5 separate regions of the Mus musculus genome follow, and regions 1, 2, 3 and 5 are each linked to region 4. Evidence: chromatin loops called from intact Hi-C (ENCODE). Cell type or tissue: left cerebral cortex. All regions are shown on one strand. Region 1 overlaps Alg14 (asparagine-linked glycosylation 14). Region 2 overlaps Slc44a3 (solute carrier family 44, member 3). Region 3 overlaps Slc44a3 (solute carrier family 44, member 3). Region 4 holds the start of Cnn3 (calponin 3, acidic). Region 5 holds the start of Gm33310 (a long non-coding RNA gene).

Evidence for each region. A loop is a pair of places that touch in the nucleus more often than their neighbours do. Peaks named below come from ENCODE experiments on the same cell type or tissue, not always from the same donor. Only the 100,000 strongest peaks of a DNase experiment are listed, where the experiment ranks them.
Region 1: it touches region 4 in a loop (1.8-fold over the local background); 4 of 42 quality-filtered maps call a loop at or near these places.
Region 2: a loop joins it to region 4, with 4 times the contacts of the local background. A loop is called at or near these places in 12 of 42 quality-filtered maps.
Region 3: a loop joins it to region 4, with 4 times the contacts of the local background. A loop is called at or near these places in 20 of 42 quality-filtered maps.
Region 5: a loop joins it to region 4, with 1.9 times the contacts of the local background. A loop is called at or near these places in 5 of 42 quality-filtered maps.

What each region holds. Positions count from the first base shown.
Region 1 is chr3:121,327,252-121,332,251 of GRCm38, reverse strand. All of the region lies in intron 3 of Alg14 (asparagine-linked glycosylation 14), which reads right to left. Among named protein-coding and RNA genes, the nearest start is that of Gm33310, 18 kb to the left of the region's middle. In left cerebral cortex, no CTCF peak of the experiment used is centred here; DNase peaks (open chromatin) are centred at 1,777, 1,945, 2,327 and 4,616.
Region 2 is chr3:121,485,380-121,490,379 of GRCm38, reverse strand. Slc44a3 (solute carrier family 44, member 3) reads left to right here. Exons shown (of 15, transcript NM_145394.3): 11 at 26-182; 12 at 4,032-4,118. Among named protein-coding and RNA genes, the nearest start is that of Gm38684, 44 kb to the left of the region's middle. In left cerebral cortex, no CTCF peak of the experiment used is centred here; DNase peaks (open chromatin) are centred at 707 and 1,955; H3K27ac peaks cover 736 bases.
Region 3 is chr3:121,497,603-121,502,602 of GRCm38, reverse strand. Slc44a3 (solute carrier family 44, member 3) reads left to right here. Exons shown (of 15, transcript NM_145394.3): 10 at 4,719-4,884. Among named protein-coding and RNA genes, the nearest start is that of Gm38684, 31 kb to the left of the region's middle. In left cerebral cortex, a CTCF peak has its summit at 2,160 (motif pointing right); a DNase peak (open chromatin) is centred at 2,180.
Region 4 is chr3:121,424,061-121,429,060 of GRCm38, reverse strand. Cnn3 (calponin 3, acidic) reads right to left here and starts at 2,520. Exons shown (of 7, transcript NM_028044.2): 1 at 2,233-2,520. The coding sequence starts at 2,289. In left cerebral cortex, a CTCF peak has its summit at 1,991; DNase peaks (open chromatin) are centred at 1,328, 1,716, 1,998, 2,632 and 1 more place; H3K4me3 peaks cover 2,742 bases; H3K27ac peaks cover 2,516 bases.
Region 5 is chr3:121,347,265-121,352,264 of GRCm38, reverse strand. All of the region lies in intron 3 of Alg14 (asparagine-linked glycosylation 14), which reads right to left. It overlaps Gm33310 (a long non-coding RNA gene), which reads right to left and starts at 4,540. Exons shown (of 2, transcript XR_376014.3): 1 at 1-4,540. In left cerebral cortex, no CTCF peak of the experiment used is centred here; DNase peaks (open chromatin) are centred at 2,295, 2,425, 2,667 and 3,031.

The DNA of each region.
Region 1 (5,000 bases), 97 kb after region 4:
AGGGGATACCTCACCATGGGCCCACTGAGGCACCCCCTTCCCCCACACCCCACCAGGACATATTCTTATATTTCTTTCTCTTTTTGTGATCACACACACACCACCATCAGACTTTACTGCATTCACATTACCAATGGCAACAAATCATGTTAAAAGTCTAGGAAAAAGAAAAAGGCAGAAGCCACCAACTATCAAATGGTCAATGCTAATCTAAAAGGGTTTTTCTTCCCACCCTTGCACCTTGCACCTTTCTTGATTTTAAAGCCATACATGGACAGAACTGACTCACACATGGACTTTTTAGGTGAGAACCATTCTTCTCCCCAGTGAGTCAGGAAGCTACAGAGGCTGAAGAGAAGAAGAGCCTTTGGTGTCCAGAGGCAGCTGGAAAGCACTGGCTGGTTGTCAAGCTTTTCCTTTAAAGATGGAACTAACATAGCCTAGGCTGGCCTGGGGTTCATGATTCCCCTGCTCTAGCCTCTGGGGTGCCGGGGAAGCAAGGTGACACCATCTCACTCAGTCTGTCTACTGTTTCATTAGAACATCCAACACATCAAAAATGTATCAAAAAGAAAGGATGGACAGAAGGAAGGGGAGGGAGGGAGGGAGGAATCCTTAGAGAAACTCCAGGGACTAATTCAGAGGGAGCCACAGTTTGCCAAGGAACAGTTACACAGTTACACACTCTACTATTCTATCCTTTCTACCCGCCCCCGCCCCCCCCCACAACTGTAAGCAGTCACTACACAGCTGCAGTAGGTGCTAGCAATTTCTCCTTCCTGTCCCCCTTCTATCCAACCTCTCACCTCGGGTACTAGCTGAACTCCAACATGCTCTGAACACCTTAATAGGTTCTCAGGTAGCCAAGCTGAGTGCTGCTTTTACCCTTCCTTAAAGAGCCACAGTCTGTCTGTCCTCAGATCGGTACAAGTTCCCCTCTGCTCCCATACGGGCTCTGGTGACAGTCTGCATCAGCCCCTCTAGAAGCTCCACTACATCTGCCATCAGCTGTGCAAGCCCGCTCCCTCCCTTCTTCTTAACCAAGAGCAGAGGAGGATGGTTAAAAGTCCAGAAAAAGAACCACCTTCCTGAATTGAAACTATGTCTGAATACAGCTGATGGCGCTCAGGGACCTTTTTAGGTGGGAAGAGCCAGACTGCCTGGAAGACTTACTTGTGCATTTGAGGTCATTTTCAAACACTTCCTCCCTCTCTTCCACACTCTGCTCTCAAGTAGCCACTAGCACTTCCCACCTTCCTGTCCACAAGGACAGCTCTCTCCCAGGCTCATGATCTCTGACCACACGTCTGTTCCTTCTTGGAAAGCAGTGCGTTCTCGCCCGCGTGTGCACACATTTGTGCACACCATGTGCAAGCAGGTGCTTGTGGAGGCTAGAAGAAGACATCGGATCCCTGGAAGAGTAGTTACAAGTGATTATGAGCTGCCTGGTAATGGGCACTGGGACCCCCAGGTCTGTTCCTCTAGAAGAGCAGCCAGTTCTAACCACTGAGCTTCTCAGCTCCACACTTTCCCTTTTCTTCTAACTTTAGCTGGCTTTTTCTACTGCAGTTGTACTGCCACCTTAAGAAAATACACTAGCTTTCCCCTTTGAAAGGAGGAGGCACCATCAGGCCCATGTCTAACATGTGCCTAACAGGCAGGAAGAGCAACAGCTCAGAGAGAGATGCAAGCGAAGCCAGCTGAGGGATGGAAACGGCAGACAACGTGCTGGATTCTGCAGAGGAAAAAGGCAATGCTTGCCAAGTGGAAAAAGGATCAACTTAGAAAGAAAACTTATTTCAAACGTCAGAGTCCTTCCTTGAATAGGGAAGTAACAACAGTTCAAAGCAGCCGCCAGTCAGCCATAGCCTTACTTTGACACCGATTCTGTTCTGAGCCCTCTCACAATGTGAAACAGAAACTGTAAGCTTAAATTAAATGCTCGATGTGTGGGCAGAGTGGCTACAGACTCACCCAGCCAGAGTGTCAGTGTTGTTGGTAACTCAACTATGAATCTGTTAGTCCTAAGGATACTTGAGAGGATCCACACATCCAGTGGACTCTGCTCACTACAGAACTTGTTAGAAACATGTATGTCCGTGGGAAGGTTGCATATGTGACAGACAGCAAGCAGGGAGAGAGGAATATTATTATCTTCATGTATTACAGATGACTGGGCAGGAGAGGAAACGCAACTGAAGAAAACTAAACAAGTGGTTTTCAAAATGATCTCGTTTATCCTGCACACGGAGCAGAGGACAGTGTGATAGAATCCTTTCTGTTTGGATTGGCTTGGAAAGGCTTATGCTTAGCTCCACTTACAGACAGGCAAGCGGGTAAGGCAGACAAGCTTCGCGCTCTGAGCTGCCGCACTGCTAGCCCGGCAGGCACGTGGGCCTGAGGGAGCCTCTTCCTTTCATGGGGAAAGCTAGTGCATGTTCTTAAGGGAGCAGAATGACTACAGTCGAAATGAAACCTGAAAGTGGAAGAAAAATAAACAGCTCTGTGATTTGGACTTTACTTGGTTCTGGCTGAGAAGTCCCTCCTTCTAATAATGTGTTTGCCTGCACACACTATGCACATATATGCCTGTCTAAACAAGGCGACTTGAAACCTATGACACCACCTCAGGCATCGGGCTACCCATAAGCTCCGTTTTGGACAATGTGATAACTTCCTCTGCCAACAGTAATCTGTCCATTCAAATACATTTCCACTTCACCCAGTACAAAAAAATGGAGAGTCTAGCCGGGTGTGGTGGCGCACGCCTTTAATCCCAGCACTTGGGAGGCAGAGGCAGGTGGATTTCTGAGTTCAAGGCCAGCCTGGTCTACAGAGTGAGTTCCAGGACAGCCAGGGCTACACAAGAGAAACCCTGTCTCGAAAAACAAAAACAAAAACAAAAAAACCCAAAAAAACAAAAAAACAAAAACCAAAGGAGAGTCTAATCCAGTGCAAACAGGTTTTAGGTGCATGACCAGTAAGGCAAAGCTGCAATCTCAGGTGGCTTTTAAGGAGAATCCCCCTATTTGTCATCTCATGCCTCTGCATAGTGGTGTGTACCTATGCTTAAAAGCAGATGCATTATGGGAACAGATGTGTGCAATAAAAAAATTATTATTATTATTATTATTTTGAGACAGGGTTTCTCTGTGTAGCCTTCACTGTCCTGGAACTCACTCTGTAGACCAGGCTAGCCTCAAACTCAGAAATCCACCTGCCTCTGTAGAGAAATTATTGTAAGACCTAATCTACCAATCAAGCCAGAGAACTCCTTTCATTATGACCCTTAGCAGCCAAACTCCTACTTCTTTTGAACCCCATGAAAGAAAGCCTCCACCAGTTACCAGGGCCCTTGAGTATCTTCACTCTATGGACCCACTGCCAATCTTTTTTAAAGATTTATTTTATGTATATTGTACACTGTACACTGTAGCTGTCTTCAGACACACAAGAAGAGGGCATCATATCCCATTACAGATGGTTGTGAGCCACCATGTGGCTGCTGGGAATTGAACTCAGGACCTCTGGAAGAACAGTCAGTGCTCTAAACTGCTGAGCCATCTCTCCAACCACCCACTGCCAATCTTGATAGTGACAAGATCTCTTCTACAGATTAGCTTTTGAACAAAGTTTGCCTGGCAACAGTGAAATGTTATGAGTCCTTATTTTCGACTCTTTGAATAAAAGGCCAAGAAGATGGAGTGTCTAGATCCTGACCACTGGTAACACTGGTGTAGCTGACCTTTTTCTGGCCTAATAAGATTCCTTTGAGTATATTATGAGGTTTTTGATCACTAAAACATAGTAAAAGATGAAGGTTATTAAGCAAGTAGAATTGTATCAACAAGGGGAGAAGCAATCTTACCCAAGAGTTCTGGCATCTTGACAGAAAGTTGATTCCTCAGAATGTTTTAAACGCATGTGAATTAGCAGATCAATAATATTTTTATATGCTACTCAAATAGTGATAATCTTGATGCCAACAAGCTTTGACTTTCTCCAAAAAATACCTAATTTAAAAAAAAAAAATCATAGCGGGACTAGAGAGATGGCTTGGTGGTAAAGAATACTGACTGCTCTTCCAGAGGTCCTGAGTTCAATTCTCAGCAACCACATCATGGTGGCTCACAACCATCTGCAACGGGATCCGATGCCCTCTTCTGGAGTGTCTGAAAAGAGTAACATTATAAATCAATCAATCAATCTTTTTAAAACCATAGCATTCTACTTATGGACAATAACCTACTGTGCTCGTCAGTAACTTGTTTGGCCAAGGACTTTCCTAACTCAAACTGAGTTTGATACTGGGGCAAGAATGTCTAAGTAAAATAATGGCCTTCTTTCATTCAAAACACGAGTGTCGATCAATCAATACCTCTACGTTTGTCATAGTAAGTTAAGTCTCAGGCAAGGAGGCAGAGCATTAAACTCAAAAGGTCTACTTCTTCCCAAGTGTCACCAACTGAAAATCTAAAATACTTTTTACTTGATTCAAAGTTCAATTAGGTTTCAATCTTGTATGTGAAACCCTTTCTTTGAGTGCTTTATTTGACGATGGCCAGGCTGGAGTAAAGCCAGCCACTCATCAAACAGCCGGCCGGCATGGCAGGCCTGAGACAAGCCAAGCCGAGTGGGTGTCTTTGTCTTAAGGGTGACTCACATCATCCAACCTTCATTCATTTTTGGTCACCCCACAAGTATGAAAGCACTCTGCTAGGAAGAGACCATGGGAAACTGGAAAACACTTGCCCTTTACCCTCAAGAACTTCACAGATTCTGCCCCGTCTCTAACACAGGCAGTCCTTTAATGACTAGTAACCTTGCAAAGTGAACTTTTCCATTCCCATGTTTGAAACAAACCAATTTTCTTCAAGAGTATATTTACTGGAGAATGTGACTCAAATATTCTTACTTGTAGGAAAAACTAAGGGTGAAACAACTGAGGGTGAAAGAAATTGTTGGGCTTTGAGACACAGAACAGTAAACTCACAGGGACT
Region 2 (5,000 bases), 61 kb before region 4:
GAATGTTCTTTTCCTCTGTTCCCAGGAATCAAAATGACCCTCCTGCCCGTCCAATCCTTTCGTCTCTCTTCGTACTTTTCTGCTACCATCAAGGAACTGCGGTGAAAGGGTCATTTTTACTCACTGTGACAAGGATCCCAAGAGTCATTTTCATGTGTATTTATAGCACTCTGAAAGAGCCGGTAAGACAGCCCCCTCAAGCCAACGAGCTAAGGATTGGAAATTTAAGGTCCCCACTCAGGAACTCAGACCTACTTCCCAAGCTCTGCTTTTGTCCTGGCTGAGGAAGGAGGAGTTGCCTGTTAGCTGCAGTTCTAATCAAAACGCAGAGCAAATGCTTGAATCCTTATAGAGCAATTTCAGCTAATGTTTGTGCCTCCTTCTTGTGCTTGTTTGTAAGTAAGATACATTACGAAGTAGGAATAATAGTGGCTCTGTTTTGATGCCAACATACTCCCTGCCTGCTGTGTTTCCAGAGGATGCCATGGGAAGTGATTGGTGTGAGCCAGGAGAGAAGTGTGTGTGTGTGTGTGTGTGTGTGTGTGTGTGTGTGTGTGTTCGAGTGTGTTCTCACCTTCACAGACACTTGTGCGCGTGTGTCCACACTCACACACACTTGAGAGTGAGAAATGAACACGCTGACCTACATTTCAGCTCAAAGGACAGAAAACTGTAGGGCTTTTGTGCTCGGCGTTTTCTCCTCCTCGGGTTCTATTTCCATGCGCATTTAGTTATGAAAGCCAGTGGAAACCAGAACACCAGGAAAACAGCTGTTCTCATGGCGTCTCTAAGCTGCCACACAAGGGAGGCTTGGACTTTCCCCAACTTTCCTGGACTCACACAATGCTAATCCTTCTCCGCCTCTGTTCCCACCTTGGGGGTTTGTGACCTGCTCTGAAATTCACCAACCTACCTGATTCCAGCCCTCTGGGTATAGTTACAGGACCTTAATAAATGGGGAAGTTTTATGCTGGCTCACCTTGTTTACAATTAATTGTGCTTGTTTTTAAGAACAGAAATCTAAATTGCCGATATTTTAAAGTCCACAATCAAGATTTCAGCCTAGCATATCAATTAGGAATAATGAGTTGAACTGCACGCTGGCTCCCTTATCTTACTGTGTTGAGCAGCTGACTATGAAATATTTTCCTGTGGTTCCTATTCAGGCCTGGCCTGGCTGCATTTTGAAGACTTAAAGAGACAGTTTTACCTGACCCAGTGCAAATCTAAGTAAGCTACTAGAGCCTTTGCAAACCTAAAAGAGAGGTCCTTCCTTCCTTCCTTCCTTCCTTCCTTCCTTCCTTCCTTCCTTTCTTCCTTCCTTCTGTCTGTCCTTCCTAAGGTTTATTTATTTTATTTATGTGTATATGTGTGAACCTGCTTGAGCATATGTGCCAGAATAACATCAGATCCTCTGGAACTAAAGTTACAGATGGTTCTGAGCCACCATGTGCATTCTGGGAGTCAAACCTGGGTCCTCTGCAAGAGCAGTGTTCTTAACCACTGAGCCATCTCTCCAGTCCCAGTGAAGGGCTTCTTGTAGTACAGAATCACATTTTATTTTTATCTTAAATATACTCATGTCAGGTAAGTATTTTGTACAGATGTAGCACACATCTAAATATATATTTTACTAATATATATTTATGATGTGTATATGTACTAATATATTGACCACTAATACATATATTTAATAAAGCCTATATTCATTTCTTTAACATGTGAATTAGTCATTGGTAATCATAAATCAATGAACAACTGAGAGATTGCTGTCCCCTACTGGGCAAGGTATCTTAAGTCCTTTGGGAAAACAGCCTCCATAAACCCAAAAGGAAATCTGTGGGAGACAGAGATCTTGCTGACCCAGATTTAAAGGGCTGTTCATCACTTCCCAGATTCCCCATTGTTCAAAGCAGCCAAATACCCACGCAGTGATGTCACTGAGATAAAATATGACCTCTCATAGGTGTTTTAGCATCCTTCTAGCTCTGCACTGTGTCTATAGCATCAGCATCTCTCACAGCCTCGCCCGTGATCTCTCCTGTGTTAAATAGTCTCATACACAGTTGCTGCCAAGGTAAAATCTGTCCACCTCAAGTTTCATCCAGTTGAATTAACACTGGGATAAAAAATGTCTATAAGACTGAGTAGGATAGGTCGGGCAGTGGTGGCGCACACCTTTATTCCCAGTACTTGGGAGGCAGAGGCAGGTGGATTTCTGAGTTCGAGGCCAGCCTGGTCTACAGAGTGAGTTCCAGACAGTCAGAGATACACAGAGAAACCCTGTCTCAACCCCCCCACTCCAAAAAAAAGACAGAGTAGGCTAGTTGAGAATTGTTAGCTGTTTTGGGTGTTTTGTTTTGTTTTAACTCTGGATAGTAGATGAGACATGGCAACCAACCCTTGCTTAGCTAGTTCATTCAGTTTTTATTTTTACATCTTCAAAAATTCTATCTAGAGACAGAGGCAGGTGGATTTCTGGGTTCAAGGCCAGCCTGGTCTATAGATTGAGTTCCAGCACAGCCAGGGCTACACAGAGAAACCCTGTTTCAACAACAACAACAACAACAACAACTTCTATCTATCTATCTACCTACCTACCTCTGGGGAAAGGAGCTGTGGGTCCTGGGAATTCAGCTCAGGTGTGGTGTTGAGCGTTTTTGCCTCCTAAGCCAGCTCTCCAGCCTGGGATTTTTTCTTTCTTTCTTTTTGTTTTTTAACAATAGAAGTAAATAGAACTTAGTGAGCCATCCCTTCCCCAGCTAATTCATTCTCAAGCTACACACTCAAATTAGATTTCAGAAGATTGATTGACTCTGAAATTTAGTCTGAAAACTTCACTATAGGACTTAATTTTCCCCAACATTAATCGTGATTATTTGTGTGGGCACATGACTAGTATCTATAATATATGATTCTGATTTCTTGTTGGTGACAAATAATTTGCAAACTTGAATTTAAAAAAATCAAAGTGTTCAAGGCATGGGGGCACATACTCATGGTCTCACCCCCAGAGGCTAGCAAGAGACTTGAGAGCTCAGGACTGGTCTTGCCATACAACAGCACCTTTGTCTCCAAAATAAAATAAAATAATGTAGCCAGGCATTGTGGTCCATAACTAAAATACCTACATTTGGGAGGCAGAAGCAGAAGACACAGGAGGAGTTCAAGGTTAGCCTTAGCTACATAGTAAATTTAAGGCCAGCTTAGGCTATCAGAAACTCCGTCCTCAAAACACACACACACACACACACACACACACACACACACACACACACACACTGTGAATACCATTTGACATTTGACACACTTAGAGACAGATGAAGAGAAAAGAGAAGATAAGAATTTCTTCTGTTGTTGAATACCAGTTAACCCGTTTCCCTTTCTGTGGAAGTTAACTGAACACACCAAAAGCCTGCATAAAGCTTAGCTCACCTGCAGTGATAGCAATTAGTCCAGTTGCTTGCATGAGATTGAGACAGTGGGGCTGGCAAGATGGCTCAGTGGGTAAGAGCACTGACTGCTCTTCCAAAGGTCCTGAGTTCAATTCCCAGCAACCACATGGTGGCTCACAACCATTCATAATAAGATCTGATGTCCTCTTCTGATGCGTCTGACGTCAGCTACGGTGTACTTATGTATAATAATAAATCTTTGGGCCGGAGCAAGCAGGGACTGAGTGAGAGGGACTGACCGGAGCAAGCAGAGGTCCTAAAAATTCAATTCCCAACAACCACATGAAGGCTCACAACCATCTGTACAGCTACAGTGTACTCACATACATAAAATAAAATAAATCTTAAAAAAAAAAAAAGAGTGAGAGAGTGAGAAGTGCTCTAGGAATCCCCTACTCTACCCCATCTTATCCGGCACCCTGCCGCCCATACTGCACCCACCCTGCACCCAGTCACCCGTATCCCCACACACATTTACCCATACATAGACCCACAAATGGAAGCAGTCCTCCTCTTTCTTACCTCTGCTTACCCTCTCTGTCTTCTCTCTATGTGCCTGGACCTGACTGAGCTCAGCAGCGCAGTGCTTGGTCAAGAGGTGAATTCAGATGCAGCCACTGTGGGCTTTGGTGTCTCCTTAAATATCTGTACCATCTCAACCAGGTATGTGCCTTCCCTTTGTCTGGGGGGGGGGGGTATGGAGTATGGGGAGGGGGTAGTGGAGGTCCGAGGGTGGCTTCTATTGCTTAGATCAGCTCATTTTCCAGGGTGGGTTGTGTAATTATTTCAGCCTTTCAGTCATGCAACGTGTCAAGTCCACTTAGTGCTGCTACCGTTTAGTCACAGACAAAATGGGAAGAAATGCACAGGGCTGTGTTTCAATAAAACTTTATTGATAGACTCTGAAATCCGAACATCGTGTGATTTCTCATACCGAAAAATATTTATTTTTCTTTTGCCTTTTCCGCTCATTTTAATGCTGTAGATGCCATTCTTAACTCCAGTCTGAGGAGGGCAGGGCAAGAGTCTGTCAGACTGATCACACCCCCTCCCTAACTAAGGCTGTGGTTCACAGAGTCCCTTACCTTCAAAGTGTAGGCTATTACAACAGCTTGTCAAATTCTGATCAAATTACTTTCTTTTTTTTTTATATACAATAAAAAGGGTGCACAAGCCTTTTGACATTTGAGCCTAATGAATATCTGTCACGTGAGAGCAAATGTTGGTGTCTCGGGAGCCCCGATTCTTCTGAACGGGGATAGCTGCTTCCCAGTTTTTTGCCGTTCACCCGCCCTTCCCTTTCAAGCTACAAATACTCTCTTAAAAGATCTTTCATATTGATGGAGGCTTAAATAGATGTTTTATTTTTCTGTAGTTCATTTAGGAACGTTTAATAACCCTTAGTCACATTTACACAAAGCAGTGCCTTTTGTAAGGCAGGGGGCTGTTTTATAATTTAAGTGTGCACAGAAATCTCACTTAGAAGAGTCGTCCTTATTGTGGCCCATCTTGCTAAACAGATGCTCCACCAGAAGTGAAGGGGCT
Region 3 (5,000 bases), 74 kb before region 4:
CTAGAGTGGTGTCATTAATAGAGAGGTGAATTCATGAAGGCAGTCAGAGAAGAAATGGGGTAAATCCTGGGGCTGTGAAATGGGAAATCTGGAGAACCCAGACCGGACCCGATGCTCATTTTAACAGCAGTAATGCTTAGTAGAGAGGAATGGTGTTGCATGGCTACTGGGTCTGTGCAGTGCAGTGTGACATACTGGGTTCTGAGGCTACTTTAGAGAGTGTCGTATCTGATGATGTAATAGATGGGAGAGGGAGGTAAAGGAGTTGGCGGTGGCTTTGGGTTGGTTCACGTGGTCTCTCACTTTAGCAGCAGGAAGATGTGAAGGTCATGAACTGAGATGGAGCAGAAAGCTGAGTGCATTTCATGAGTAGAAATTAGTTTGGGGAGTTATTTTTAATAACTATATGGATATTTCCAATAAGCAATTATCTATGAGCCTGAAGTTCAGAAGGAACACATAAACAGTATCTGGGAGTAGATAAAGAAAGGATTGTGCTTTGAGATAGTTCACTGTTGTGTTAGGATGTCCAGGGCTAGCTGTAGTCCGGTAGCTGTGCTTTGGAGGTGTCATATCACCCTGGCTTTTGGTGATTGTGTTCTTTTGAGGTCCTTTAACCATCTGGATGGGTTTGGTCTCTGGATATTCTTGTCATAGTAGTTATTGGGAGGGGGATGAACCTCAATGGTCCTGGTGTGGCAGGTCTCTGATGGCTATCCTTGGGCTGTATAGTTTCTGATGTGCAGGTCTGTATGGCTCAGGAGCCTCCGGTCCAATGGAAGTCGCCCTGGGTTAGCAAGCTGCTCAGGGCAGTTTGGCCTGGCCCACAGTGCTCAGAGAACAGGGAAGATGGGAGGGGGAATGCTTAACTGTATGGTTCAGGAGTCTCGGGTCTGATAAAGGTAGGAGGAGGGGGTGGTAGAAGAATGGAGGTTCTCCCTGGGCTAGTGGGCTGTTCAGTGCAGCCTGGCCTGGCTTGGCTCAGAGTGCTCAGAGAGTAGGGAAGTGGGAAGGGAAAGAGAAGTTCACCTGTATGGTTCAGGAGTCTGACAAAGGTGGAGGAGAGGTAGAGGGACATTTCAATGTTAACGCCCTGGAAGACCAGGGTGTAGCTCAGTGGTAGAGCACTTGCTTAGATTTGCTCTTGAAAAAATAAATAAATGGGCTCTGGAGATGAGAAGGGACAGCAAGATGGGTTGAAAGTGAAGGCCAGAGCTAGATGACAAAGGTGGTTTCTGGGAAAGAGTAGCTGGGCATCTGAGTGGTTCAGTGTCTAAGGCAGGGATGAAGATCTCAGCATTGACTTACGACAGCAACTTGGAGGTCAGATTGTTGTAGAGACGTGAGCATAAATTGACAGAGGGTGGGAGGGAAGGAATTGGAGGATCTAATATTGACCATGAATCAATCTGGAGGGATTTAACTATGAAAGAGGCAGAAGAGAGGAAAGAGTCCAGAGGAGATTTTTTTTTTAATGGAGACAGTTAGTAATGGCTCAGGAAAGGGAGTATTTTGGTGGGGGTGGAGGATCTAGTGGCAGGGTTGGCCACAGGCTCAAGGGCAGCTTATCATTTTAAGGACTGGGGTTAAATTCCGGACATATCGATAAGTATGCCTGGGGAGTTGGCATAAGGAAAGGTCTTCTGATTGCCTCATTTTTCCTTGAGTAACAGGAATTGAGGTTGTTGGCTCTGAGGTTGGAGGAGAGATTAGATAGCCGTTGTCTAGAAGATAAGATGAACAAACAAACACGGTCATCTGTAAGTCCCTCGGACTCTCAGAGGAGTTATCAAGGGTTCTTTTGCCTCTTCTATTTTTGCTCCTAATAGCTAATGTCCACCCAAATGTCCAAGTACTGGACTCAGTGAGTGTTGACTGTCAACACTGGATCATTTTACCCATGATTCATTTGCAGCTAACCCTGCATCTCACTCGCTGTTCTTAGCCCCTTATCCACTAATTACACTTGCTAGCATATAACCTTAGAGTAGCGATGTGATGGAGTCACAGAGAGCGAGAAGTCGCTATTACTACCCTCAATCGAAGAGTGGAAAAAACAAACAAACAAACAAAAAACCCTAGATTTCTAGAAGGTTCCATGGTTTGTTTGTGGTTGGTCAGCCGCCCTCGAGGATCTTGCCTGCACCAACACAGCCCGTCCAGGAGAGGGCAGCCCTGCATGCATAAGCACGCCTGCCCCGCCCTCAGGCTCTGGAACACTGACTATGAAGGTCCTTCTGTTCCCATTCAAGCTGCAGTCCTTGATCCTTTGAGAGATCTGCTTCGAGCAGTGTTTCCTCCCAGGTAGCATTTGGCATCATATGAAAGTATTTTGAATTATCAGAAATGGGGAGTAGAGGCAAAGCAAACTCCTAAACACCCACAAAGGCATTAAACCATCACTACATCCTATGCAGAAATGTCTGCTCCAAAATGCCAATGAGTGCCTTGAGAAGCTAAACAATCCTGTCTTGGTGAACATCTATAAACCGCTCAGTAAAACTGATAGAGAGGCACAAATAATAGACAGCCTCAGGAGACGGAAAGATGGCTCCTGGAGCGCAAGCAAGTGCTGTGCAAACTTAACAACCTGTGCTTGGATCCCCAGAACCCACATAAAAGCTGGACGTGGTAGTGCACGTGTCTGCAATCCCAGCATGCCATAGGAAAAGGGAGGAGGAGACGGGCGAAGCTCCGGAAGCTTATGTTCCAACTACCCTGGCTATTGCAGCCATAAAGAGACTATCGCAAACAAGGTGGTAAGTCGAGGACCAGTACATGAAGGTTGACTTCCGACTGCCACATGCAAGGGACGGCACATGTGCCCACACCCACGCACATAAGCACACCCGATTGCCGGCACGCAGGGGATATGTAGGGGAGATTTGATACTTCAACCCACAGAAATTAGTCAAAAATAGCCTCTGGGTTTGGCTTTTTTAAAAGATGTCAAGTCTTTGAGGGTCAAGTGCATCTTGATTTATCACTTCAAGTGCTCCACTTGCTGACCGTTATCACCAGTGTGACAAACTAGGAAATGTGTAACAATGGCCATGCAGGGCAGCCAAGAGGAAAGATTGTCCCCTCTTAGCATCCATACTAGCTTTCTGTCTGTCTGAGAAAAATGATGCCCCACCCCACTCTATGTAAATATTCTGTACCTCCAAAGCATAATTTGCTGTTGGCACTCGTCATCTTACAGAAGAGGAACTGCAAGCTTCTCAGGCCCTGTGCACTTCAGATGGTTCAGAGTATGGGTCTCAAAGCCTGCTGGCTGGCCTGATGTATCTAAGGGGCATGGTCACCACGAGGGTCATTTGCTTGTTGCTGGGAACACTTTTCTAAAACATAGCAGCTTTAGAAAAACATAGGCAGATTTCTGAGCTCACCTGAAATGCGTCTCCTTCCCAGCCAGATGAGCTGGACAGTCAGTAGACCACTGTTGGCTTGTCTCTGTAAAGCAAGCTACCCCACTACTTCCCACAGTGGCCATCTTGCTTGACAGAACTTAGAGAGGAAGGAATGGAGACAAGCCAGCGGAATCTGTTTTGCTGAACATTTATTATCTTCAGCCTTTCCCTCGCTGTGTGAACTCTAGGGCGAGCGTCTAAAGGCAAATGAACGGATGAACTGAAAGTCCACGTGTAGATGCGACAAGAGATACAAAAACATGTTTAAATCATGGGCAGGTTGTAGGTTTCACCAAAGACCAAAGCACCCATTTCTTCCTTATAATAAATAGTTTACTTGAAAAGCTCATGGGAGAACATTTGAAATCAAGCCCAGGCACAGAGCTGGGAGCTGGTTTACCAGTGTCTGCAGGATTGGTAGATATTTGTAATATCTACCGATATTTAAGGATGCTTTAGGTCAGAGGAGAAAGGAAAGCACACCAATAGTGAGCATTATTAAAACACCCTTGCTGACCTTAATGCAATACTGTGCTCCTGGAATACAGGATAGTGATCATATAAGAACGACAGTGATAATGATAACTGTTATCACCCAGGGAAGGCTACTTCTGTGGGCCAGGCTTTATCTCAGAAACTATTCAGATTATATCACTTTATGCTCAAACTACCAAGAAGGAGTTAGTACGCAGGCAAGACTAAGATTCTAAGAAGCTAGATAATGCGTCCTAGGCTTCTACAAGAAGGTTAACATTGAGATCTGAACCAAGGAAAGTAGGCATTTCACATGTGCCAAGAGGGTTTGCTCTTGAAACAAACTATAAGTGGAACCTGTTTGAGTAAAGGAAGACTCTAGAGTCTCTTTTATTGAGTCTACGGATTTGTTTTGTTTTGTTTTGTTTTGGTGAAGAGTTCTATAATACAGTCTTAATATTTTGTGTGTTTTTGTCAATGTAACATATTTGGCCTCCATCACACAAGACTATGTAACAGAAAATGCACAGGGCAAGGTATTTTTCTATTACTCATGAAACATCACTAATGTTGGACTCTTCGGCACCCATTTTCATGCCTTCAAAGGAGAATGAGTTTTAGGGTGTATGTCAACTGTCTTCCAAATTCCCTATAGTCACTGTCAATAGCGTTGGCACTATTTAAATTCTTAGTGTTTGGTGTATGACCTTAAGCTCTGACAGCTGCATTTTTGCATACTGCCAAAGACCAAGCGTGAAGAAACATGGTTCACTGAACCGTCTTCCAGGATACGGGAACTATCGGTGTAAAGCATGTTTGTATTATAAACTTTAGGTACTGCCCAGGTGATGGAAGGTGGCCAAGTGGAATATAAGCCTCTTTCCGGCATTCGGTATATGTGGTGGTACCATTTAATTGGCCTCATCTGGACTAGCGAATTCATCCTTGCATGCCAGCGGATGACTGTAGCAGGAGCAATGGTTGCTTGTTATTTCAACAGGTGAGTCCACTCTTTTATCCCTGAGGTTTGTCTGGGTGCTTTGGCTTGTATATGCATCTCTGAAGATATTTGCCAGTTTTTTACTCAATGCCTTAAAAGAGAGTAACAATAATTAG
Region 4 (5,000 bases):
GCAGGCAACCGGTCCTGGGGTTGAACCTAAGTGCTTAACTAAGACACTGCTTGTTGAAATTCTTAGAATACTCTAAGTTTCTTCAGTGACCTTGGGCCAGTCACACCCTGATCAGAAAACCCAGGGGTGCTCCCACATCACAGAGCACCTCTTCTGGGGAGATCAAAAGGAATTTTTAGGAAAGGGTCCTGGGTGACACCCCTACATAAATGAATGGGGATGTTTCGTTTTATTTCGTTCTTTTAAATGGGCTTGGCGTTTAATCCCTCCAGCCTTAACAACATTCCAAAGTGTCTTAAAAAAACTGAGGAGTTGCCGGGCGTGGTAGCTCACACCTTGAATCCCAGCACTAGGGAGGCAGAGGCAGGTGGATTTCTGAGTTCGAGGCCAGCCTGGTCTACAAAGTGAGTTCCAGGACAGCCAGGGCTAGACAGAGAAACCCTGTCTCGAAAACAACAAGAAAAAAAACCAAAAAACCCTGAGGAGTTACTGTTTCCAACTCTTACAGTTACAGTGATCCATCCAGCCTGAGTCTCTGCATTTCCTGGAGTTGTTGGCTCAATATGAACTACAAGGGGGAGAAGCAATGACTCCAGTCAGCAAAAAGAAAGCCAGCTTGGATACCAAGAACCAGGAAAAGTCAAGTCACTTGTAGGGCTGCCAAAGTCACCAGTCCCTCATTTACAATGCAAAGGTAAAGAGACTCAGTGGGCGCCAGAATCCCAGAGGGAATTGCAAATCATGCGCCCAGCGGCACCGGGCACAAACCACCCAGTTCTCACACGCCAACGCCCTTAACTTCCTAAAGCTGGAGCTATAAACTTCGAAGGACCGCTATTTTGCAAGAAAGTTTTCAGTTGGTGAGTGCTGTCGTCCAAACTAACTTTTCTGCCTCTTTAGGAAAACTTTTATACAGACAAAACATTTGAAAAGGTTAAAAACCCCCAAAGATTACAATTTTTGAACACAGAATAAAATTTAGTCCCTAGCTTCAAAGACTGTTTAGAATCTTCTAGATGAACTACAAAGGGGTGCGCTAGATACATCAGGAAAGAATAAACCACTCTCGCTTGGGTCTAACAACGGTACGCTTCATTACTTCTATGAAATTCCCTTCACACCCCAGCCACCCGCAACTCCAGGGGTGTTCGTAGCCCTGATGATGCCAAACTATTCTACCGGAGGTGGGACAGCTTGGTGACAATCCTGACATGCTTCGGCTCCCGGGAAGTTAATGGGAATTAAACCACAGCAGCCCTCCTTTGTGGCGCTTTGGCCGGAACAGCAAAAGGGAGACAATGAGCGGTCTGTGCGCAGTTCCACGCCGATTGGCTGGTCACCCCCACTCCCCGAAACCCCTGATGTCATGGACTTGGAATGCAGGCAGGGAGGAAGGAAAGAGAGGATTTGGGGAGGGGGGCGCCTCTCATCTCTTTTCCAGGCCAAAAGTCTGAAAGATAAACCCTGGTGCATTCTTGAGATGAGTACACAGCAAAGCAACGCAGCCAGATTCCAATCACTCCAAAATTGCAACCCGCCACAGCAAATAAACCTCGAACAAAAGCGACCCTGCCGAGATATCGTGACAATTCAACGCGCTGCAAACTTCTCAGGATTGCATTTCTAAGTCTCTCATCTACAGCTGATCCGGCTCGCAGGCTGCGCGTTCAGGCTTTGTCTGGGCTTCCCGCACCAGCGGCGATTGCATCAAGGCACCACCGACGGGCTCCCTTTCCGCCCGCGGGTCCCAGGGGTCGGCGGGACACTCTCCCATGGAGGAGGAGGAGGAAAGGAACAATGAGGGGCCCGGGTTGGCCACGTAACCGCCCAACTTCGCTTGTGGGAGGAGGGGGCCAGGATGGAATGGGAGGAGACGCAGGGTCCCGCGGCAGCCCCAGCCCAGGCGGATGGCGGGGGCGGCAACTCCCGGAGACCCAGCCGTAAGGCAGGGCCCCGCCTAAGGGCCACAGGCCACTCAGGAGCGCCCCCTTCCCGGAGGGGCGCACCCTACAGCCTTGGAGCGGGCCCTGCGGCGCTGCGGGACTCCAGGCGTCCGGGAACCCCCACCGCCCGCCGGGGCCGCGGCGCGGGAACAAAGCCAGCACCAACGCGTGCGAGCCAGGCTCCGCGAGCCGAGGAGCATCTCTCTCTCCCGCAGCCTCGACGTCTCTCCGCGGCGGCTCCCAGCGCCCCCACCGCCGCGGCAAACCCCCAGCCCGCCCGCGCGCGTACCTTGTTCTTAACTTCGGCGGAGAGCCCGTAGGAAGGGCCCTTGTTGAAGTGGGTCATGGCTGTTTGGACGACTGGAAGAGTTCTAGCGGTCAGTCACCCTCGGTGTCCCTGCTCTTAGCCCCAGCGGCGGCCGCGCGGGTGATGCACGAGCTCGCTCCCCTGCGCGGCGCCGGAGAAGCCCGAACGCCGCAGACGGACGCGGATGATGCTTCGAGGTTCGCTAGGACTCGAGTCCCGCGGAGGCTCCGGGTCGCTCTGGACTGGGACCGGCTGCCCTGCTCGCTGCCCGCTCCGCGGCTCCGCACGCTCTGCCCCCAGCCTGGTCTCCCCCCACCCACCCCCGGGCCTCCAGGGATTGGCCGGCGAGCCCGACCAATGAGCGCCGCCTCCTCCCCCCTCGCCTGCTCCAAGGCTTCCCGGCCAATGGCAGCGCGGCGGGCGCGGCGCTCCCTCCCGCGGGGTCCCAGCCCCCGGCCCCGCCCTCACGCCACCTAGGACCTCGGCGCCCCTCCTCCCCGCTGGTCAGCGGGCTGCGACCGCCCCGCCCCGGCGCCTAGGGGCTTCTCAGCCGCCTTGGTTCTCATCAACTCCCAGGCATCTGTGGCGCTCCGACGGTGGAGGGGGACAGGAAGCTCCCCGAGCTGGCCCGCCGCTGACCGGCCACTCCATCCGTCTCCTCCCGGGCTACAGCGCGCCCAGATGTTGCGCTGGAAACCCGGGGAGCAGCCTTCGAATCCACGTGCCAGGCCGGGGGCGGGGGGGGGAGGCCTGCGTGGACATCTGCCAAGTCTCCCTCCCCACGCAGCTGCCGCACCTGTGGGGCTGACCTCTGCCTCGGTCAACGCTCTTTGCCAAAGTCCTGCTCATCCTGTCTAAACTTTGAATGCAGAGCGAAAGAAATTGGGAAAGTGTTGTGGCACAGCCAGGTTTTGGGGGGAGGGGGTACAGCTTTTTGGGTCCTTTTCTGGAGTCCCACCAGTTGCCCTTGGCAAGCACCTTCACCGGGGGTTCAGCCAGCCCAAAAGGCTAGGTAGTTTATTTGTTTTTAATTAGAGGACTGCCTTGACTGAGAAGTCTACCTGCTTTGGTTTGTTTTTTAATCTCTTTGAATCAGCACTCTGTATTCTTTTCCGTCCCCTTTCCTTTCTTCTGATCTCAAAGGCAAACTGATAGAGGAAAGGTGAGAACAGAGAGCACGCTGTCCCCTGCCTGTGTTCCTGGCACTACACTGGGCTATATGTCTTTGAAAGATTAGCTCATTCACTTTCCCAAAACTTACTCGGTAGACTTCAGATCCGTTTTAGTGGCTTGAAGGCTGCAACTCAGAGATTCCTAATAATGACAGCTATCACTGCCTCCAGAGTGTCACCGCTTGCCTTGGTGTCTTGGGGCACATCTAGGACAGGTTTTAGTCCTCTGGGTGTCAGTATGTTGGTTTATGTTTCCCAAATACAGCTGACATTCCAGAAGAGACTACAGGACCAGGGTCAGCCACTTGCATGGAAAAGAGAAGCCCAAATAGCCCAAGTTGAACCTTTCTGGGATAGAAATAAGGGAGTGTGGCATAGTGTCTCAAGCACTCTATCCCAGCACAAAGAGGATTGCTGTGTTGGGATAGAACCAGAGGTCTGCCTAAGCTACAGAGAAAAGAAAAAGGCACAGAATTTCTGTCAGCTGAAAGAATTTTTCATCAACGCTATAAGGTGCAATGTGATAGAGCAGTAACGAGTCAAATGGGCAGAAACGTGAAGTAACTTCCAATGATTTACTGATTGCTTCTGAAGGTACTCAGAATAATTAGGGCATTCTTTCCGCAGAAAGATGATGCAGCTGACCCAGTATGATGATACAAGCAGTTGGGGCTGTTTTTCCAGTCCTGTGATAGTGGCTCTCTGTCATCCACAAGACCAAACCCACTTTTTAGAACCAATACTTGAGCCAGATATGAAGTCGAAATTACAACCCTCACCCCCCCACCCCCAGCTCTCCTTTAGAATCCCAAACCTCAGGGCTTCTGTTTGGCCACAGTGGGTAAGGAATGGTGGTCAGTGTCACTTGGCTAGCCTAAATCGTACTTGGTAGAATGCATGGGGGCGTTATTCAGTTCTGTCATCAAAGGCGTGGTTTCTAGTACTTAACAGGGTTGTCTTTAAGGACTACCGAGTTTCAAAGGTTCGTAATGTGAAATGATACTGCCAGTTGATAGTGGCAGCAGTCACAACGATGGAAATTTAACTCGCTGCTGGGAGTGAGTAGTGCTGTGTTCAAGAGTGAATGTGGAGGCGGGTATGAGGGAGCTCTCCTTCAGTCCTAGGGCCCTCGAGGTAGAGGTGTGTGGATCACTGTGAGTTCAAGACCAGCCAGTGCTGGTCCTAAAGAAGGAAAGAGAGGGGAGGGGTGTAAAGACTTTTAGAATTGGGTTAAGTGGGCCAAGAAATATCTGTGGTAAAGGTGCCGGATGCATAGCCTGACGACTTGAGTTTCCAGAGCCCACATGGAGGAAGAAGAGAGCCAATTCCATCAAGTCATCTCCTGACCTCCACTTGAAAGCAAATAAGTGAAATTTGAAAAAATAAAAATAAAAATTGAGAGTAATTGTTAATTGAGGCAAGACTGTTGAACAACAACAGATAAAGTACATTTTGAGACACACACACACCCTCTCCATAAAACACATCACAACCAGAGAATGGATATAGCCATCACCCTTCAGCCTTCTTTAACTTAGCAAAATTATCTTGAGGATGGGCAGGATGGCTCAGTGGGTA
Region 5 (5,000 bases), 77 kb after region 4:
AATCTCAAAAAGTGAAAGCTTGGGTAAGAGAGGGCCCTGAACCTCACTGGAATCTTACAGTGCTCTGTGAGGTTACTTTCATGTTTCAGAGAAAGAGCAGAAAGGACAGAGAAACTCATGGGCATGCGCACTCATCACCCAGCTCATCCATGAGTGAGCTGAGGTCATACCAAAGACACAAAGGCAGAGTCTGGGCTCATCTCCCCCTCACACTGGCCCACCTTAGGCTGCCAACCAAATCCCACACTATCTGGAAGCAGTGTGAAGGGAAGGCAGGGGCCAGGGCAGAGTATCAGTGGACATCTAATAGAAGGCGAAAGTCTGACCACTGCTATGAGAGTATTAGAGCTTGAACAGAAAAATCAGAGGTGGAAAGAGCATGCTACTGGAGTTAGACTGATGGCTGTTGGCTGCTTTTGCACACTTGTAACAAACTACTGAAAGGAGGAGGGATTTATTTTCCTCATGGTTCGGAAGGATCCACCCACTCACGGCAGGGAAGATACACTTTCCACTGGCAGAGAAAAAGGGGACAGAGTGAGGAGTTGGGGCACGAAAGGCCTCAGAGCGCAGCATTCCTCTGTGACCCACTTCCTTTAACGATGGCCCTACCTCCCAATTTCTATCCACCCCCAATAAAGCCTCCAACGATTACCTGGTGAGGTAGTCATCCAGTCATTAGATCAGACTCCTCATTCTTAACTGTCTCTGCGGACACTCTCAGAAAGGAATACAGAGGTTTGCACCCACACTCTCCCCGGTATTTCCCAATCAAGGTCAGCGGGCAGTCACGATCAACCACAAGGAGCAGTAAAACCTTTCTGCAGAGCCAACAATGCAACAGTTACCATTGTTAAAGAGAAGAGGGAATACCTTTCTAGACAAGAAGAACTGGCTTGAATTCAAAATAATTAGGCAACTCCTGGCTTCTGTTGAAGCCCTCTGGTAAGCAGGTAGGGGATACCTCCCCCATGACGCTTCCTTTTTTAATATTTTTATTTTATGCATTCCATTTTTATCTTGCTGGACTGAAAAATCAGCTTGCAGTTTTCCTTAAATAGTCTATGTGCAAGCTAATTTTGTATTTTAGGAAGCTTAAAAATTTTTATAGAGGAATATCAGATTCCTTAATTCTATGACAAAAGGATACATAAGAACACTGATAAAACACACACACACAAAATTGTTCCCATCCTATGATTGTAAAATATGTAAGTTTAGTCCGTAGGCCTGCCTCCTCAGCCATTGGACTGATGGGAATGTGAAGACAAGGGCTCTGGTTGCCTGGATTCTTAGATACAGAAGCCCCTCCCCCTAGTGGTCCAGGGATATTTCTCTGCCTATCATGGATCTGTGTGTGAGGGCCACCAATCACCCAAGCCACCATGAGTGGGTACAGAGGGACATTTGTCTTCTGTTCAGCCCCACTGAGGCAGCAGATAGTCTAGCTGACCACCCTGCATACTCAACAACAGAGACATTTCAGCCAGGAACCTTCCCCCATGACAGGTAGATTCCTTGCCTGTTAGAAAGCAAGTACTGCTGGAAGAGACGCTTATCCCAAGACCTCAAAGCTTGCTCCATAATTACCCACAATGCTTTTTGAAAGGTGATGGCTTTCAGAGAGCATGGACAGACAGGATGTAAAATAGCATTAAGAAGATGGGGTGTCTCGTTCTACTCAGCCACTCAACTACTTCCGTAGCTTCTGGTGTCTATCCTGCCCCTTCTAAGAGCATGAGGGAGGGGATTTGCTGCCCACGCCTGGCATCACAGCCTTGGACTTTGGGGGTGAGGTGGGCAGGTCCTCTCTGAGGTGGACTGCTCAGTCTGTCAGCACAGAGTGAGGCCCTGTCCGAGCAGATCTTATGGGCATGGGCAGCAGGTTTAAATGAACCCAACAAGCAATTTGGGAAAGAACTTGCCTGACCAAATACCAAAGGTTCTTTAAAAAGAGATTCCCAGCCACTGTGAGAACTCTACACCTCTAGGGTTCCTAATTTCTATATGGAGTTCCCTGGTTCTTGGTGAGCATCTCAAGTGTTGATGTGCTAGGGAGGAAAGCGGTGAGAACACTTTGGAGTCAACTGCTTCGTGCCTGGCTCAGCCGCTTCCCACCTGTGCGCCTGTGTGTCGTGAAGCTGTCACTTTGCCTGCCTCTAGAGTCAAGCATCCCTCCCCACTGGGGCACAGTGCAGATGAACTGGGCGCAGCCTGACCACTCTCCAGCACTGCCAGTCCCACACGTACGCTCTGTTCTGTAGCTTCTCGGCTTGCAGCTGCCTCACAGCTACCAAAGATGGGCCTGCGAGCTCAGAGGACGAGCCCTGTGGCATCTGCACAGCCGCTGTTCTTTCCAGCTCTACGGGGCCTTTTTGGATTGAATTCGTCTTCCCTCCTCCCTCCAGGCCAGCCAAGGCACCGCTGGGCCACAGTCCAGGCGTCTTCCGCTGAGCAGTGGCTTCTCGGGTTCTCTTTAAGCAGCTTAGCTTGTGAGGGGAGGAGGAGGTAGAGACAACAATAATACACAAGAATCCCTATGTCGGTGTACACCCGGCTGCTTACTGGTAGGATTTCTCAGGGTAAGACGTAAAAGTCCTCTATGAGATTTAGACAGCCCATTGGGTATAAAACGGGATGATCTTAACCGGGATTAGGCCACACTTCCTGAGCGACAGAGCGTTTCCAGGGAGAGTAAGGGCCGTGCAGCCCTCACCCATTGTTGCTCACGACTCCTATCTCCATGGCTGTCCAAGCCCATTCAGCCTTCCCTGGCAGCCCACCGTGGTGCGAGGTTTGGAAACAGAGCTGGGTCTGGAAACAGAAGCGGCCCCCTCTGGGTGCAAGAAGTGACGGAAGCGGATGGCATGAGGGGGAACAGAAGCAAGGCACTCACGTGTGCGACAGACACGAACTTTAAATTCAACACCAACTATAAGCCAGTGTGTGGAAGTCTGTGTAGCAACTCCACCTGCCACCAGCCCATCACTTTCGGTTGTCACCTTTTATGGAATTTGTGCAGGAGGAGATGGTCTGCGTGGCTGAATGATAACAATCTGGATACTGCAGCCGTGGGCGAGTTTCTGTCTCGGCTCTGCTACCTAGCCATCAAACTCTGGGCTAAGTTAAACTTCTTCTATGCCCCATCTTTACATGATGGAGTAAGAATGGCAGGTGACTAGCTCACAGAACCATCGTGAGGACCACGTGAATCAAATGTGTACAGTATCACCCTGGTACTTGGCCCTAGGGCCTGGGATGATGAGTCAGCTATCAAAGAACGCATCCCACTGATATGTATTCAGTGCACAGCTCATGCTTCTGTGCCCAAAGCAGGTCACAAATGTTTCACAGGGACCTGCAGAGAGATTGCTCACTCCCTCTACAGATGCTGGCCAGTTTAAAAAATCACAAGACTTCAGTAAAAGCAAAGGCTTTGTACAGCGAGCACCTTCAGAGATATGAACAGAAAGCTCCTATAACAAGCCATTAGATAAACAGCCCATGTCAATTCCTGACACTCTTTAAAGGCTGAAGTGGGGGCTGTGGAGATGGCTCAGTTGGGGAAGAGAGGACCCGAGTGTGTATCCTCAGGACTCATGTAAGCAGTTAGGTGCAGCAGTGGCATCTGTAATCTAACGTTGGGAATGGGACGTGGCATAGAGAGGATTCCCGGAAGCCCTCAGGCCAGGCGTACACGGCCCACAATGGTCAGTCTAATGCAGAAACCCTTTTAATCACTAGCAAGGAAAGAGTTTAAGGGGAACGAACAGCACTGATCGCTTAAGCACTTAGACAAGAACGAGGGAAAGAAGAACGGTACTGACCGTTCTAAAGCCACAAAATCGACTCCTTTTTCTACCCCGCAAGAAACAGCACATGCTATCCTCTCCCTGGTCACGGCTTTTAGACTGTTCTTTCAAAATCCGAAACTTCTAATAACATCCTATAAAAATAAACCACAGGGCAGCCATCCCAGAGACTGAATTCTCTCCATCCCAGGCAACTTTTAAAGCAAAAGACGGCAGTTAAAACAAAACAAACTAAACGGACATCAGTTCACAAAATAAATGGCTGGCTCAGCACCCCATGAGGTATGTGGTTTTATTAGGGTTTTCTTTTCTTTTTAAGTAAAATGAGACCTCAGGCACTTTATTTGAATATTTAGATATAATTATGCAGGGGACAGGAGAATGTGTTATATTCTGGCATTCTTGAAAGCATGTGTTCCCCCACCACCCCCCATTGTCCCCACACTGGCTTGTTTTTATTATGTTCCCTTCTCTTGCCTCTCAACTGGCAAATGTGTACAGAGCAAGGGCAGCTTGTCCCTGCAGGGGAGTCTCTGCAGATTGTCTGCCAGGCCCCTCTCTGTCAGCTGCAATGTCCCTCCTGGGTTCCATTCTCTACGGTGACTCTGAGCCTGCAGGAACAGGGACCTGGCAGCCAAGACATATGAAATCACACCTTAATAGTTGTCCTACCAGGCTGGAGAGATGGCTTAGTGGTTATTCTAGAGGATCAGGGTTCAATTCCCAGCACCCACATGGCAGCTCACAACTCTCTATACTCCAGTTCCAGAGGTCCTGACACCTTCACACAGACATATGTACAGGCAAAATACCAATGCTCATGAAATAAAAATAAATAAAAATGAAAAAAACAATAGTTGTCCTACCTGAATTTGTCTCTCCCTTTTCCCTTCATACATGAACCTCCCAACTCTGTTCTGACGACAGAGGGCTTCCCCAGTGTGGCCCTCCTTGTTCTAGGTTTCTCTTGCCCCTACCAGATGCAGCCCGTCTCTGTCACCTGACTCACGCAGCCTCCTACCAGTGCTCATCTCTCCCTCTGGTTCATCTTTCCTTTCTCTGATGTGTGATTATCTCAGATGCCAATGTCATCATTTGTGTTCCATGGCTTCTGGCGTCCAGACGTCCCGGATGAAAAGCCCTTTCCTAAAACTCAACACGTACCCGCCGCTTTACATGACTGCAGTT